2 separate regions of the Mus musculus genome follow, and region 1 is linked to region 2. A link is a loop called in an ENCODE intact Hi-C map of the cell type or tissue named here. Cell type or tissue: heart. All regions are shown on one strand. Each heading gives the region's core, and the rest is flanking DNA. Links, peaks and the distances in the headings are about the cores only.

Region 1 (5,466 bases), core at 254-5,253, 79 kb after region 2:
TGAGGGAATGCCTTCTGTCCCATGTAGGTAAAAATTATCAACACCAGGTTTCACCAGCGTTCCACACCTCAGCTCAACTGGAGACCAAGCTGTCTGTGCATAGCCTATTGCCCCACATGTGTGTATATTATAGATTCAACCTATCAGTTTCTCTAGAGAAGCTAATTCAGTAGGCTTCAGCCATAAGTAATAGTGTGGATCCCAGAGCTTCCATTCTGATCTCAAAGCCCACACTCAGTCAACACATGATATGTAATGATAGAGCACAGACTCTAACTCTGTCGTACAAAGAACTCACAGCTACTAAGCTGTCAGATCAGCTGAACCACCTTCCAAGTCACATTCCCCAAAGGCAAATGCCTCTATGCCTTGAGCAGATAGGAACTGTGCATCTTCTGTGCCAGGCACACACACCATCCTTCCTTCAGTTAGCTGCAGCTGGGAGCTACAGGCCCAGCTCTGTCCTTGCCCAAGTGGGAAGGTCACCCCACAGCTTTAAGGGCTTCTGTTGAGCCCTGAGCTCAGGCTGGGTCTGTAGAACATCTAGTCTAGACCTTCTTTTTGCTTAAACCTCTACTTTTGCCAAACTCAGTTTCTTTAGCTATGCAGTTGAGCACTCCTAGGTTGCGTGGCTGAGCTTATGGGGTTCTAGTAAAATTTGGAGGAGATTGTGCAGTGAGAAGCCGAACTGATCTGAAGCCCCTTAGAAGTGGAGCTGCTTTTTATTTTTATTCTGTTTGTTTTGGTTTCTTTGTTTGTTGGGCACTGCTGTCTGGTGAGTTTAATTTTAACGTTGATATCTAAAGTTCAACTTAAATTGACATAAACTTATTACATGTTTTGTGGACATAGTATGATAATTCACTACATATATACGCTGTGTGGTGAAACTAAAAAGTTCGATCCCATCAAAGCAGAGGGTAGAGTAGGGGCGTGGTAGTTGCCTTTCTCCTGAGAATACCCAAACAGACAATCTGGAGGAGGAAGCATTCGGGCGGGGGAAGGAAGACTTACGTTATTCATGGTTTTGGTTTACCGTATTGGAAGGCAAAGTACAACATAACAGTTTATATTATGGCTTACGTCATGGTAAAGTAACCTGCCTATTCCAGCAAGACTCTGCTTTGTAAGTCCCCATTCACTCCCCAGGGATCTACCCAGGAGTAACAACAGATCTGGCAATTCCTAATATTATCTATGTGTACATATATAATTATGTATACATGTATTTAAAATTAGCAACAATTAAAGAAAAAAGGCTATGAATTCAAATGCAGGGGGTGCATAGGAGAGGTTAGAAGGAGGGGAGGAGGGAAATGATATAATCTCAAAAATTAAAAATTATAATTAAAACACAGAAAAGCAATAAAATAATGGTTTTGGAGCACTGGTCTTAACTTTGTTCTGTCATTCAAGCAGAGAGTGGGCCAGGTTTAGTGTGTTTGTGGCATAGGAAAATGGCTGTTTTGTTAACATCCTTGTGTGTGTGTGTGTGTGTGTGTGTGTGTGTGTGTGTGTGTGTGTGTGTGTGTGTGTGTGTGTGTATGAGTGTAGCCTCAACAATTAGATTGCTCCCAGCACCAGCTTCAGACCTCCCTGGGAGCTTTGTTTAATGCTGACTCCAGAAAAAGGATGAATGGTCCCATGTAATGACCACACCAGCCTACCAGGGAGATGTCCTGGAATCCCTAGGCTGCTGAGACCCACCACTCATTGTGTGTGCCAGATCTGCAGGAGCAAGAGGCTTTTCTGCAGGACTGATTTAATCCCTTATGCTATCTTTACTTGTTTTAAGTCTTATTTTTATTTTAAATTATATTATGTGGGGGGTTTTGTGGGGGATATGCTCATGAGTGGAGGTTTGAGCAGAGAACAGAGGTGTCAGATGCCCTGGAACTAGAGTTAAGGGTGTTGCGATCTGCCGAGTAATAATAAACAGTAATAGTTCTCCTTTGCATAAAAGGAGGTGGTTTCACCTTGTCACCAATCCTGTCCGAGCCTTTAAGCATTGAAGTGAGGCCCTGTGGTCACTAGATTGAGGATTATTAGAGACTCCAACCTCTCAGTGTATGGCAGAGGAGCGGTTTCTATTTCTGGTGCCCACTGTCATCTCCAGGGAAATGCCACTCAGCTGCCCCAGAGTCACAATGTTCTTATTTCCCTCCAGGGCCTGTGACTCAGCACACAGCTCCAGATGGCTTCCTGCACTTCTAGGCTCCTCTGCTGGGCGCTAATGGCAAGGAAGCGGCAGAGCTCTCCTGGCCCAGCTCCCCACCGGACAGCCCATTTGCACAGGCTGCTTTCTCCCCAGAGAACATATGCTCTGCACTCTGAAGGTGAGATCCAAGAATCACACCGCCCTGTGGACCAGGAAGATGGGGAAGGGAACTTGTAGAGCCCCCCAATCCTGTGTGGGAACGCTTATCATCTACCTCCGAAGCTTGCAGAGTTAGGGCTACCAGATGAAACAAAGAATACCATGGCAGCTCAGAATTTCAGACAAATTTGTTTGTTTGTTTTTGTCTTTGTTTTTATTATAAGTATGTCACAAATACTGCATTAAAATCTAGTTGAATGTCCTGTAACTTTACTCATAACCCTTCCAGCATGTCAAGCATGGAGCAAAGAAACCAGTGTGCTTTTGCTCCACTAAGACCCTATACTTAGTGGAATCTTTGCCATGAGATGCTCATAGTACCTGTGACAAACAGTCTTGCAGTGGGTGTGACAGCATGAACCATCTCAGCCAGGGAGTAGGGCACTTGGGCCTTTTGTCTATCACTTCAACTTTAAGATGCTCCAACGTTTGCATGCTTCTGGCTGCCTGGCACAGGTGTAGACCAAGCCACTGGTGTCACTTCTCATAAAGGAATAAGAAGTGTAACTTGTTAGTGGGTTAGAGCTGCACACTTAGCTGTAAAGTGTTCCTTAAAGCCTGCTTGACATGAGAAAACCACATGGGACAGTTGACCTGCTATGACTGTACTGCCACGGTCCCTCTTTGAATTTGAATGTCTCTGCCTACCAAAATATGAATTGTGTAAGGGGAGGGATTTGGGTCTGTTTTGTTCTCTAGCACTCAGGGTAGTGCCTGGCTCCCCTAAAGGTGGAACACTGGGTTAACTGAAATCAGCCTAATCAACAACATACGCAAAAATAATGCATGCCAGGCACAGTGGCTCACATCTCTGATCCCGGTGCTTGGAAATCGGAGGCAGGAAGGTCAGGGTCATCAGACTTATACAGGTAGTTACTGCAAGCTGGCCTGTCTCGTGAGACCTTGTCTCAAAACAAACAAACAAACAAACAACACCCATAAATAAATACACATTCGCAATCTATGTCAAGGAAGACTTTCTGGAGCAAATCAACTTCCTTTCCTTGCTGAGTTACAGTCATAACCCTGCTTTGTTTACAGTAATTTATACCAAACCCAAGCAGGGCTTCCATTAGCCACTACAAGTCACAAATACTCAGTGGTCAGAGCCCGAGGCTGACGTGGCTTTGACTGCTCTCTCCCAAACTCTCCATAGATCAGAGACTGTGTCTTTTTGTCTTTAATACATTTTCAGTGGCTCTGGTATTCGTCAGTGTTCTGTTGCTATGATACAATACCTGAGCCTGGGTAAACTATAAATAAAAAGAGGATGTCCATATTGTGAGTTGTTTGAGAGGCTGAAAGCCCAATGGCACATCACCAGCTCTGGTGAGCACACCCCTATCCCTACCCCCCACCCTGCTACCTTCTTTGCCTTGTGGCACATGGTGTCACAGCTGCAGGAATTCGTATATGGAAGAGCAAGACACGAAGCCCTACAGGTTCTTTTGTGAATCAACCTGCTCACACAAGATCTACTTCAACCCCTTCTAGAATGTTCTGTCCCTACAGACCTCCCACAGGGTCCCACCACTCAGCTTATGAACCAAATCCCCAAGACATGAAACCCCGGAGGACAAACCACATCAAACCCCAGTGGGCCACAAGGTACAGATGACTACCCAGTACTCAGTGTGAGGAGTCTGTGGTGAGGGCATCATCAACAGGAATTGCAGACAGGCTGCTGGAATGTCTTAGCACCCAGAAAACCTTGAAGTCATCCTGAGGTCACCTAGTAGCAGCTTCAGAGGGCCTGGTGTACCAGTTCTGGCAGCTGTTTTCAGGGCCCACATCCCAGCAGACCCCTCCTGCCATTCTGCACTGATTTCTCATTCTTTCATCATTAGTGATAACTCTCCAAGCTGCCCACCTCCTATCTCCATCACTGGCCCTACAAAGAGCTTGCCGAATGCCCTAGTTTGATTTCTGTTGCTGTGATAAAAACACTGACTTAGAGGCAGGAGACTTATTTGACTTTTAGTTTACAGTTTATCTCCAAGGCAGGACCCCAAGGCAGAAACCCAGAGGCAGAAATTGAAGCAGAGATTACAGAGCAACCTTATTGACTTACACCCGTGTACAATTTTAGCCACTTTTCTTACACAGTCAAAGACTGCCTGCCTAGGGATGGCACTGCCCACAGTGGGCTGTGCCCACAGGCCAATCTGATGAAGGCAATTTCTCAATTGAAGTTCTGTCTTCCCAAGTGGGTTAAGTTGCTAACTTTGATGGTTTGAGTGAGAAAGGCTTCAATAGGCCCATAGAGCAGAATTCTTAATTCCCAGTTGGTGGAACTGTTTGGGAAGAATTAGAAGGTGTGGCCTTATTGGAGGAGATGTGTCACTGGAGTGGGCTTTGAGATTTCGTAGCCCCCACAAGTTCTAGTTAGTTTTCTCTCTCTGTCTTTTGTTTACCAAGACGTGAGCTATAGCTACTCTTTCAGCACCATATCAGATTGCCACCATGGTTCCTGCCATGTTGGTCATGGACTCTAATTTTCTCAGACCACAAGTCCCCTATGAACTCTTTCTTCTATAAGTTGCCTTAGTCATGGAGTCTTTTCATAGCACTAGAAAAGTAGGACACCTGAAGCTCACTATGACACTGTCTGTCTCAGGATCATGTTGATCAGCTTCCCAATGTTCTTGCTTCTAGCCTCCTCTCTACAAATCTACCTTCACCACTGTCCCAGAGTAATTATTAACCAAAGGGTGTCTTCAGTCTTGTCCCAAATCTCTCATGAGATGAAATCCAGGAAGCCTAATGCTTACTCTTAAATTGTTCTACCTTTCTTTATAGGAGAGGAGGTATTCTTACATGGCCATTTCTAGCTTTGAATACCCATTACTACCATATTCATCATTTTGTGTGCCAACTGATCCCCAAATCATCTGAGATGTGGCTTTAACTCAGTCTACCTCTATGCTAGAATAGCCCAAACTTATACAGTATAGAGATTAGGACAGAGAGATGGCACAGCATCTAAGAGGGCTTAAGGACCTGACTTAGAAACACTAATACCTGCACAACATGCTGGGCTTGACTATGTGTCCACCTGTGACCAAGGAGGGGAAACAGTGAGCAGACAC
Region 2 (5,466 bases), core at 113-5,112:
TGTGACTCCAATTCCAGAGGATCCAATGGCTTCATCTGACCTCTATGAGCACTCTGTGTATATGGTACCCAGACATACATGAGGACGAAACATTCGTACAAAAACAAACAAACAAACAAAACAATGACAACAACAACAAAAACCAAAGCATGTCAGATACTTGCACACAACCTGTTTCACGGAATTCCAGAGTGAGCATCAACTTCTTGAGCTCCGTACCCATGGAGTCGGCCGAGTGTCGAGTGAACATACTTAGGAAAACCCAGTTAAACAAACTTAAGATACAAGATACAACATATGCCTATAAAGACACCCACAGATTCGTTCCTCTAGGTAACAGACACATGCGTTATGAAAGAGGCTATACACCTATTGTTTTTCTGGTTTTAACTATGTCATTGATTTTTCAATGTGATGGACCAGTGCATAAAAATATAACTGATAATGAAAGTGTAAAACTCCATGTGATGCTCTAGAATGGCTGCTCTAACTATAGCTGTTCATTGAGATGGATGGACTTTGAAGAGAGAGAGAGAGAGAGAGAGAGAGAGAGAGAGAGAGAGAGAGAGAGAGATTGAACATAGAATGTCACAGTCATAGGTGAATAGGGGACTTAACTGCTGCCCAGTCAAGGGCTCTGTGTCTATGTGAATTGTGAACAACCAACAGTAGGGAAGTCCAGGCCATGGAAAGAATGCTGTTGTATTGGGAATACCTGCTGGGACCTTGGCAGGAAACAACGTCACACAAGATTCTGTAGAAGAGCTCTGGACTTCAGGTATAGATTTAGAAAATGAAGAGAACAGTGCAGTTTGAGGTGGCTCAATAAACCAGGCAGTTTATTGTGGTGCTAGTTAAGTTTTGAGTTATAATAGCCAGCTCCTAACCTCTCATGAGGTGGCAGGACATTCCACACCACGTGATTTAGTCTGGGACAGCCTGAGTGACAAGCAGCACAGAGGAGCCAGGTACTGGGTAAATCAGGGGCTGTGGAGCTATAGCATGGCATGAGAGAGCTGCGGGGGGGGGGGGGAGCTTGGCCTGGTTTCCTCAGGATGTAGAGTTTGGCCTCTGACAGTGACCAGTGTCTTAGAGGCAGGTCCGTGAACTAACATGACAGAGACAGACATCTCCACCCCATTTCCCCCAAGCCTGGGTTCTAGGTACATACTGGGGTTCGAAAGGCACTTGCTGAGTGACATCTCCTGGTTCTTGTGTCCCAGAACAAAGACTCAAACTGGGGACACATGGATAATGATTATCTATTAACACAGCATAAGGCATTCTCAAGGCTGGGACAAATTCTGCAGTTAGATTCTCTTACATGTTAATCTTGATTCTGCTGGAACCTCTTGCTGGGTCCTGTTCTCTGACATCGCCTTGTATAGAAGAATTTCTTACCTCTGTCTCCTGCTCTGTTTCTGTAGAGGTAACAGACAATAGAATCTTAGGGTCCAGCAGACAAGCGTCCTGAACTTCGGCTTCTGTTTTTAGGAGCTACTAGTTGGAAAGGATGGGGCTATGCCTCGTGGCCTGCAAGTCTGCTGGTGTCTACTTGGGGACCTTCCAAGGATAGTAGCCTCTTTTTTCTCTCTTCTCCCGGAAGTGGCCACATTGAATACATCTCCTTTTTCTGCTTCTCAGTGTTCCTCAGCATACTGGTAGTGGCTGATGTTCTCATTGGGGGTTGCCAAAACCCTAATAGCTGGTTACACCGTGGGGACAGGAGGCACTTAAACTCTGCTCTGAGGCTTGGGAAGTGCTGAGTGACTTTTTAATATTTTTTCTCTATTTCCCACTTTGTGGCAGGAACACGAACCTACAAGTAACTTTAAAATTGCTCTCCAGGAGCCATTGGGGTTTGGTGTTTATTTAAGCTGCATTAAGGTAATGAATTAATTAATGCATAAATTAATGCATTAAGGTAATGAAGATTTTTAATCTTAGTCTTTTAGCTTGAAACAACTGTGCCAGGTCACAGGACAGCCTAATTTTAGAGATGAGCCCAGCAGTGTCTCCGGTCTGGCAGGAATGAATGTTAGTGATTATTATAAGGTAACTCCCCCTTTGCATACAAGACCATTGCAACAGTGGTCCCCGGGAAATTAGAATTTCCCCAGAAGTCTCAGTCTGGAAGAAGGAAGCATGATGCACACCAGTGGGAGAATTTGGATCTCAGAAAGAGAGTTCACACAGTTCTGAATATTTGTCAGACTGCTTTGAAAGACCAGAGAAGACAGACCATGATTGGCAGACTCTCACTTGACCAGGACTACTAAAGTATGGATTCCTCTTGCCTCCATAACAATCACAACCTCACATCAGGATCCCAGTGATAGACTCGGGGATGGAGGGGTCCATGGGACTCTTTGTTTCTCCTCCAACACTGGCTAAATCTCTTTTCTCTGCCTTTCAAGATGACATGTTTAATTGGCCTCTTGAGGACGGATGGCTGGGTCTAGCATGTTAGGATCTGGGCTCTGGCTCTAACAAATCAGGGAGAAGAACCACCCAGGACTGGTTTGCATTGTGGCACAGACTTGAGCCCTGGCACTGCCCCCACCCTTCAAATACATACACAGCAAGTGGCATTCAAAAGTCAGAGCCTCCAGGTAGCTTCTCACTGGAGATCCTGAGTGGGTATCAGAAATGCTGGCAGCACATCTCCAGTGCACAGGTCTATTAATAGCTGGGGCTGCCTCCTGTAGCTCCCTGGGCAGCTCTGCTATTCTGTTCTGAGCACTTCTGAGTCCTCCCTAGACCCCGTTTCCCCCTTATTTCTTCTTCACTTCCTGCTTTCTGTCCAGCTTGTCTGCCCTGCCTCATCTCTTACTGTCAGCACTAATCAAAGGGATAGCAGTGGGAAACGAGATGCCTCACCCCATGAAAGAGTCCACCAAGGCAGTGTGTGCTGTCAGAGGTCACCATCATCTTGGCCTGGAAGTGGCCTGTTTACTAAATAGAAATGATGACATCAGTCAAATGTCATTGGAAAGCAAATGCCCAGAGCTTGGACAGAGAGAGATGGAGGGTTTCTGAGAATGGGTCCCTCCCAGGTCTGTATTACAAAATGTCCCATGACTCAGCAATACTATAAGAGGTCACTAGACAAATGCCAGGCTCCGGCCCATTGCTCTTTCTTGGCCTGGTTCCCAAGGCTGCCAGGCCTCTTCTCCCATTCCCTTTGTTCTCCATACCCATCCGCCCCTGCCCCACTTGATCAGAAGATGTGTAGGCCTTTTAGAAGGCCTTTCTTCCACTCTTCCCCTATCTGTGACAGAAAAGGCCTGTCCTTGTGTCAGAAAGCAATCCACCATCATTACACTCCAGCCAGAGACAGGAAAGGCAGGGTGATACCCCGAGGCATCACCTGGAGGATGGATGGGACTGGATCCTGTGCAGAAAATCACAGGAAACAGTCACTGCCTTGTTTTCCACAGCATGAGATAAGGCCAGGGCAGGCTGTCCATGCTGCAGCTCAGGAAATCAGCACCTGAAATAGGAACCTAAACTCCATGGCCTCAGATGAACTGGGCTGGTTAGGTTCTGTTACATTTGCTCAATGGCTTTTCCACAATGCAGGTGAACCTTGGGCAGGCAAGGGTCCCAAGTTTCACCTTTAAATTCTTCTGACAGTGAGGGTTGCCAATCTATCACCTGTAGTGTCCCCTCAATGTCAGCTGCCTTCTATGTGGGGCTTTTTTGTGAGCAGTCAAGTGGTTTCCATAGTTTTTTGGGATTCTTCTGCCCGGCGTTTGTCTGGATAACTCCTTCCAGCCCAGAAGTCTGGTTGTTACCAGAGTTGTCAGAGTCTGAGCCTGGGCCCTGGCAGCCCTAATATGCTAGCTCAGCCGCTGGTTCTCAATAGGTCCAAAGTCAAACAGACATGCAATAGTAAAAAAGCAGGAAACAACGTATTCAATGTGGCCACACTAGAAGAGGGACAGTGACTGGCCCCTATCAAGTCCATCTGTGGGGTCCTGACAAGAAGCTTAGGATTAAACAGAGGCTGAGAGGTATGAAGTCCTGGACAAGTGGGGTTCCACCAATCATGGCCCATCACTGTCTCATCTCTGGTTGTGTAAAATGCTCTGTCACATGTCAGAACTGAGTGAAATCTCTCCCTGGAGACCAGTTCCCCCTCTGGCCAGCACTGATCTTCAGCCTCTTCCCTCTTCATCCAGACTGAGACTCCTAGGGCACCAATTCTTGGGGACCATGGTTTCACTAGCCTGATATCTGAGCATCTCTTTAGAATCCTTGGTTCCTGCCACAGCAGCTACAGCTCACACACTCAAGGCTCCTGTTCATCCACTGTGTGTCAAGCGTACCCAGGGAGACCCACCCTGCTCTCAAGGAAGCCTGGTTGAAGGGAAAGGCTAATGAGCTTCCTGTAGGGATCAGGATGACAGCAGAAACATGAATTGGATGGGGTAGGGAATGCTAGAGGGTGGTGGACGCCATGGGAACGGAGTGCTCATGCTGTCCAGGGATTGGCAAGCTACTTAGCCTCAGTTGACTGTTACTATGTCAGAATGACTCTGGGTTTATTTACCTAGGTTTCTAAGTAAAGCCATATATCTGGTGTGTGTATGCGTATGCACACACATGCGTGTGGAGGTGCACAAGAGGAGTACATTTGCACAAAAGGTCAGCTCTGAATGTCATTCCTCAAATAGCATTCACCTTTACAATTTGTTTTATTTTTTCGAGACATGGTTTCTCTGTGTAGCCCTGGCTGTTCCGGGAACTCACTCTATAGATCAGGCTGGCCTCGAACTCAGAGATCCAACTACTACTTCTGCCTCTTAAGTGCTGGAATTAAATGTGTGTGCCACTATTACCTGGTTAAAAACTTTAAATTTATTATTAATACATGGATACGTGCACGTGGAGATATGAGGGCAGTTTTGTGGAGTTGGCTCTCTCTTCCACATTTCCACCCAGAATGTCAGGCTTGAACAGCAAGGACCTTTAGCTAGGGCCACCTTGCCGGCTCCCATCTTCATTTTGTTGTTGTTGTTTGTTTTGTTTTGTTTTGTTTTGTTTTGTTTTGTTTTGTTTTGTTTTGTTTTGAGACACGCTTTCTCACTAGTCTTTAGCTTGCTCTTTCAACTAGGCTGCGCAGAAAACCCTAGATTATCTGTTTCTGGAACCTAACATCACCATGCTTGGCCTTTTTAATATAGATTCTGGAGATTCAACATTCACACTTGCAAGGCAGATCTATTACACACTGGGCAGATTTATTACATCTCCTTGGCCCATGGTTGGAAGTTTGTACCTCCTTTTTCTTCTTTTAATACTGTATGGGCCAAATGAACTATGCCTGTAAGGATGTACGGGAAGCATCCTGTAATAATACAAGGTAAGAGCTGAGATAGAGGAAGTCTCAGGATCCATGTATAGGGAGATGCTGTTGAGCCTACCCACATGGAGAAGTAGGAACATCTCAGTAAAGATAAA

The links. Peaks named below come from ENCODE experiments on the same cell type or tissue, not always from the same donor. Only the 100,000 strongest peaks of a DNase experiment are listed, where the experiment ranks them.
Region 1: a loop joins it to region 2, with 8 times the contacts of the local background. A loop is called at or near these places in 5 of 42 quality-filtered maps.

The regions. Positions count from the first base shown.
Region 1 is chr11:31,794,264-31,799,729 of GRCm38, forward strand. No RefSeq gene overlaps it. Among named protein-coding and RNA genes, the nearest start is that of D630024D03Rik, 28 kb to the right of the region's middle. In heart, for the core only: a CTCF peak has its summit at 2,229; a DNase peak (open chromatin) is centred at 2,178; H3K27ac peaks cover 1,398 bases.
Region 2 is chr11:31,715,447-31,720,912 of GRCm38, forward strand. It overlaps a transcript of Gm39673 not described here. Among named protein-coding and RNA genes, the nearest start is that of Gm39673, 2.8 kb to the left of the region's middle. In heart, for the core only: no CTCF peak of the experiment used is centred there; a DNase peak (open chromatin) is centred at 2,945; H3K4me3 peaks cover 450 bases; H3K27ac peaks cover 1,277 bases.